Regions from separate parts of the Homo sapiens genome. Here region 1 is linked to region 2. A link is an interaction called in ENCODE POLR2A ChIA-PET data of the cell type or tissue named here. Cell type or tissue: MCF 10A. All regions are shown on one strand. Each heading gives the region's core, and the rest is flanking DNA. Links, peaks and the distances in the headings are about the cores only. Region 1 holds the start of SPG11 (SPG11 vesicle trafficking associated, spatacsin). Region 2 has its middle 5.5 kb from the start of TRIM69.

The links. Peaks named below come from ENCODE experiments on the same cell type or tissue, not always from the same donor. Only the 100,000 strongest peaks of a DNase experiment are listed, where the experiment ranks them.
Region 1: POLR2A ChIA-PET joins it to region 2 with 82 read pairs; 34 of 35 experiments call an interaction of 5 or more read pairs at or near these places.

Annotation. Positions count from the first base shown.
Region 1 is chr15:44,662,370-44,665,251 of GRCh38, reverse strand. It overlaps SPG11 (SPG11 vesicle trafficking associated, spatacsin), which reads left to right and starts at 1,590. Exons shown (of 40, transcript NM_025137.4): 1 at 1,590-1,861. The coding sequence starts at 1,605. RefSeq lists enhancers at 1,126-1,295, 1,336-1,815, 1,290-2,246, 2,356-2,495. In MCF 10A, for the core only: a CTCF peak has its summit at 1,454 (motif pointing left); DNase peaks (open chromatin) are centred at 1,471 and 2,051.
Region 2 is chr15:44,729,619-44,732,504 of GRCh38, reverse strand. It overlaps the pseudogene RNF4BP. Among named protein-coding and RNA genes, the nearest start is that of TRIM69, 5.5 kb to the left of the region's middle. RefSeq lists an enhancer at 2,623-2,886. In MCF 10A, for the core only: no CTCF peak of the experiment used is centred there; no DNase peak of the experiment used is centred there.

The DNA of each region.
Region 1 (2,882 bases), core at 383-2,882, 68 kb after region 2:
AGGCAGAGGTTAGAGGTTGCAGTGAGCCAAGACTGTGCCATTGCACTCCAGCCTGGACAACAAGAGCAAAACTCTCAAAAAAAATTTTTTTTGATTTTTTTTGTAGAGACAAGGGTCTCCCTATGTTGGCAAGGGTGGGCTCCAGTGATCCTCCCAACTTGGCCTCCCAAAGTGCTGGGATTTACAGGCATGAGAAGACTGTCCTGATTATAAGGGACAAGGCTTTGTTGTAGCTAACACAAGTGTAACCTTAGAAATTGCTTTAACGTTGCCATTTTTTACAGAAAGAACACAGCCCCAGCTAAGCTTAGAAGGTTGAATATATCTCCCTTGTGATAGAAAACGTTTGGTTTCAGCTGGGCACGGTGGCTCACGTCTGTAATCTTAGCACTTCCAGGCTGGGACAGGTAAATCACCGGAGGTCAGGAATTCGAAACCAGCCTGGCCAACATGGTGAAACCCCGTCTCTACTAAAATACAAAAATTTAGCTGGGTGTGGCGTGCGCCTGTAATCCCAGCTACTGGGAAGGCTGAGGCAGAATTGCTTGAGCCCAGGAGGCGGAGGTTGCAGTGAGCCGAGATCCCGCCACTGCACTCCAGCCTGAGTGACAAAGCGAGACTCCATCTCAAAAGAAAAAAAAAGTTTGCTTTTATTTTGACAAATAAGGTCATGCATTGATCAACAAATGCGGGAGTACCTTTCATGAAACATGCACTGTTTTAGGTACTAGCCAGGACAGTGGTGAGCAACAAAGTCCTTGCTCTTTTGAAGTTTACATTCTTATTGGACAGGAACTGGCAGAAAATATCAAGTAGTGATAAATACTATGATTAAAAACAAAACTAGGTGAGAGACTGCAGTAGAAGGGACCTTAGGTTGAATGGCTTGGGGAGGCCTGTCAATAGAGGTTACATTTATGCTGAAATGTTCTGAATGTGGAAGATGTGTTAAGAAGGTACAGTTGTCTTTTAGGAGACTTTACCAAAATACCTATTCAACCCCTCTTCTCACCTCAAACTCTTTGCTCCTCTCCTTCTCTTGATCTTGGATCATACTTCCCTGAGAAAACAGACAGGAGCTCTCTACCATCTCCACCCCTTACTTACCCCGTCTCTCTGACTGTTACAATGGATATTATTTGACTTCAAATTTCGGGTCAACACCCTTACTATGGATCCACACTGTAAGACGGTCCATGCTACCAAGGAAATGGCACCACCCCAGAGCCTGTAAGCGAACAGCACAATAAGAAAAGCGAAGAAAAGAGGCAGGAACTGGGTTCCAAGGGAGCTGGAGGCAGCTGGACCAAGAAGGCAAAGAGCAATGCCACAGAGCGAGAACGGCTGCAACGGCCTGCTACGCTAAGCTAGGCCTTCAAGCATGCCAGAGCAGTTAAGCAGAGTGGGACTGGCGTCAGGGCAGATGTGGCTTTGCTAGAGAGGCTGGTACTGCCCCCCACAGGAAACGAATGGAATCGACCGGAGACAGCCGAGAGGTCTCCGCGGGAGTCACGAGGCCGAGCGGGAGCCGCTACGTACACCGCGCATGCCCACGACGCAGTCAGGTTCCGGCGAAAGTGACCGGAAGTAACCGCCGGGCCAAGATGGCTGCAGAGGAAGGGGTCGCGAGTGCTGCTTCCGCCGGCGGTAGCTGGGGCACCGCGGCCATGGGGCGGGTTCTACCGATGCTGTTGGTGCCAGTCCCCGCCGAGGCGATGGGGCAGCTCGGCTCCCGGGCGCAGCTGCGCACACAGCCGGAGGCTCTGGGGAGCCTGACGGCTGCGGGCAGCCTCCAAGTGCTTTCTTTGACGCCTGGCAGCCGGGGCGGGGGTCGCTGCTGCCTGGAGGGCCCCTTCTGGCAGTAAGTGCTGAGGGAGAGTTGGGCCGTTGGGGGAGTCCAGAGCCTAGGCTCGGCTGACTGAGCCCCAAGGGCTCACGCCGAGGCCTCCCTGCAGCCATAGAGGTGGCGGGAGAAGGGTGCCAGCTGCAGGAAACGCCCCAGAGGCGAGCGTGGTTTCCTCACAGAACCTTTCCCCCGACCTGAAACGCTCGCCTCGTTGCATTCTGGCAGCCCAGCTCTCCTGTTCCGGGTGGGCGGAGACGGCACCCAGCTCCATTGCCACCTGCGGCGAACCCGGAACGGGTCTCAGCTGAGGCGCTGATTCTTTCATTATTCAACACAGGTTGATTAACTGTCACAGGGTCGAGTCCCATGCCCATTTCTTTCAGTTAAAGATGCCAGCTGAGGATCATCTCTAATTTGAATCATCCTGATACTTTTTTCATGTCCTTGAAGTGAATAGCGTTTTCTTTCACATGTAGTCCTCTTCTTCAAGGACAGAGTCCAGTTTGTCCCTTCATTTATTCAGCAAATATTGTGTGCTTGCTGTTACATAGGAGCAGTGCCTAAAAAGTTGAGTAAGACACTTCTTTCTTGCGAGGCGCGCATGTTTGGGGAAGACAAACATGATTACAATAATGCATTACTTTGTACTTCCGTAACTCTTGGTTCAGTACTTAAGAGTTTACATCATAAAGTTTGGGAACGCCCTCTTAGTGTTTTGAGTGGGCTGCTGCTTTTTTTTTTTTTTTTTTTTTTTTAAAGATAAGGTCGCTGTCGCCCAGGCTGGAGTGTAGTGGCTCAGTCACGGTTCACGGCAGCCAGCCTTGACCTCCCGGGCTCAGCCTCCCCAGCAGCTACGACTACAGGCGTGCACCACCAGGCCTGGCTAATTTTTCTAGTTTTTGTAGAGATGAGGTCTCACTGTGTTGCCTAGGCTAGTCTCAAGCTCCTGGGCTCAAGTGATCCCGCCTCTCCCTGCCAAAGTGTTGGGATTACAGGTGTGAGCCACTGAGCCTGACCTGTTCTTTTAATAATTATT
Region 2 (2,886 bases), core at 1-2,500:
TTATTTATGTGGTCCAGAATGTCCACATGTGGCCAACTAAAAATTGATGACTATAAGAAAGGGAAAGTTGCTTTAAGGACGACCCCAGTATCTGGCACACTCTGGCAACTGAAGTCCAGAGCTGAAGCATAAAACCAAAGGAAACAAAAAGCAGTCTCAGAGCATATGAGAAATCAAAGAGTTTCTTATATACTGCAGATAGCAATTTTAAAAATCAGTATTTTTAAGCTCAGAGCATTGGATGCCAACAACCCATAGTTCCTGCACAAAGACATGGAAAAATCCAGCCACAGGATCTGTCTTGAGCAATAAGGCATACATCATATATAACTGCAGTGATACTGATGGAGGCTGATTTTTTTCAAACAAACTGGGCAGTGTTAGTATGTGTAAAGGAAGTGCAGAAGCACTGACTACAGATGTGGCCACATTCTATAGAGTAGATGTGTTGTATACTAAGTTCAATCTCTGAGCATCCATCCATGCAAACTTGACACTGAATATAACCAGGTAGTATATGACAAAAAAAATTTTTTTGCAGGGAATTATGGTGGGCACTGTTGGTTATACATACATCTCTGTCCCTTTTCACTCCCTCCTCATCATTGTTCACCACACAACTGCCAGTGTGGTCTTGGAGTGGCCTTGTGTTTGCTCTTGGCCTCCTCCTTTGTTCAATAATCACTACAGAGTCACGGTGAGTTAGGTCAATCACTACAGGTGCTAGAGATTCACAGGTGAGGTCAACTACTTCATCACTTTCCCCAAGTTCTATCAGTTCTGCATCCAAGGCTATGTTAGGTGTTGGGCCTCCTTCTCTGGCTATAGGGAATGCTCAGGCTTGTCTGGAATTCACCATGCTGTCTCAGCTTATTATAGTATTCCATTGTGCTTTTTGGATTCAGTCTTAGAGAAGTAAATGATCTGTGCCAAGGTTTACAGCAGATATTAAAACTCTTCGATGTCTCACTGCTGTTGTTCAGTCACTCTCTGACTTATAAGAATTTAGAGGTCAGATTTCCCCACATATTTGAACCCTTATTCTGGGTCCAGTCCTGTCTTCACTTCCACAACTGCTGTGTTCCCACAGGGAGTGGATCTTCTGGGAGCCATTTGTAAGATAGTTCAATCTGAATTTTTAACTGAAAAAAAATGAGAGAAAAATTAAGCTTTAGTAATGTCTAAATCAAGACTGATAGTAGTGTATGTATAAAATGTATAGCTATATATAGAGAATGTATACAAAAAACTTTTTATAGTTATGCATTTGAACAAAATTTGGAGGCCACTGCTGTTGAAACTGAGTGCCCCTCCCTATTCTATGACCTGATGGTAGTGAGGAGGAGGAATCTAAGGGGCACTTACATGAAGAGAAGCACAATATCATTGAACACCCAAGAAAGGGTTACTACTTCAATTAAGAGCTTTCTCTTTCCTTTTTTTTTTTTTTGAGAAAGAGCCTCACTCTGTCACCCAGGCTGGAGTGCAGTGGTGCAATCTTGGCTCACTGCAACCTCCGTCTCCCCGGGGTTCAAGCAATGTTCATGCCTCAGCCTCCCATATAGCTGGAATTACAGGTGCATGGCACTACACCCGGCTAATTTTTGTATTTTTAGCAGAGATGGGGTTTTGCCATGTTGGTCAGGCTGATATCAAACTCCTGACCTCAGGTGATCTGCCTGCCTCGGTCTCCCAAAGTGCTGGGATCACAGGCATGAGCCACAGCGCTTGGCCCACTCACTCATTTTTTATAAAGTAAAAACGGGAGACCAAAAAATCTCCTTACATACTCCTAAAAGCAAATAAGAAATAAACCATTTACTCTACTTGCAGGTTCATCTTGCCCAGTGTTTTCTTTCTAACAGAGGCAACAAATGGAGTTCTGAAAAATTTATCCCAGATTGCCTTCTAGGAAAGAGAGGATGGAGTTCGAGCATTAGCCATAGAAAGGCTTGGTTTGGGTCTAGGCTCTGTGACTTTTGAGCATGTGACCTAGAAGTTAAGTTGTCAAAATCACAGCATGTAAATCTTTGTAAAAATTAATTAGCTTATAATTTTAAAATAATGCATAGTCATTAGGGAAATACAAATCAAAACCATAAAGAGATACCATTTCGTATCCACTAGAATGGTTATAATAAAAAAAGATTAAAAGTATTGGTGAGGATGTAGAAAAATTGGAACTCTCATACACAATGGTACATTCAGCTTTGGAGAACAGCCTAGTAGTTCCTTAAAAGATTAAACATAGAGTTACCATATCACCCAGCAATTCCACTCCTGCATATATACTCAAGAGAATTGAAAATCTATGTCCACACCAAAAATTTATACATGAATATTGATAACCACATTTTATTCTCAGTAGCCGAAGAGTGGAAACAATCCAAATGCCCATTAACTATAGATGGATAAACAAAACTTAGTATATCTATACAGTAGAGTAATATTCATCAATAAATAGGAATGAAGAACTGATCCTTGCTACAATATGACGACCTTTGAAAACAGAAGCCAGTTACAAAAGACCACATATTATATGTTTCTGTTTCTATGAAATACTAATAGGCAAACCCATAGAGACAGAAAGATTGGTGGTTTCCTAGGACTAGGGGTTTGGGAGAAATGGGAGTGACACCGAACTGGTACAAAATTTCTTTTGGGAGTGACGAAAATGTCCTAAAATTGAGGTGGTTACACAACCCTGTGAATATACTAAAACCCACTGAAATGTACACTTAAATATGTTAATTGTATGGTTTGTGAACTATATCTCAATAAACAAAGATGTAAGCTGCCAAAAATGTTACACAATACAATAGGACACGAACTGGATTTAGATCGGCAAACCGTAGAACCTAGTGAGGAAATGAGAAGCCCAGCAGG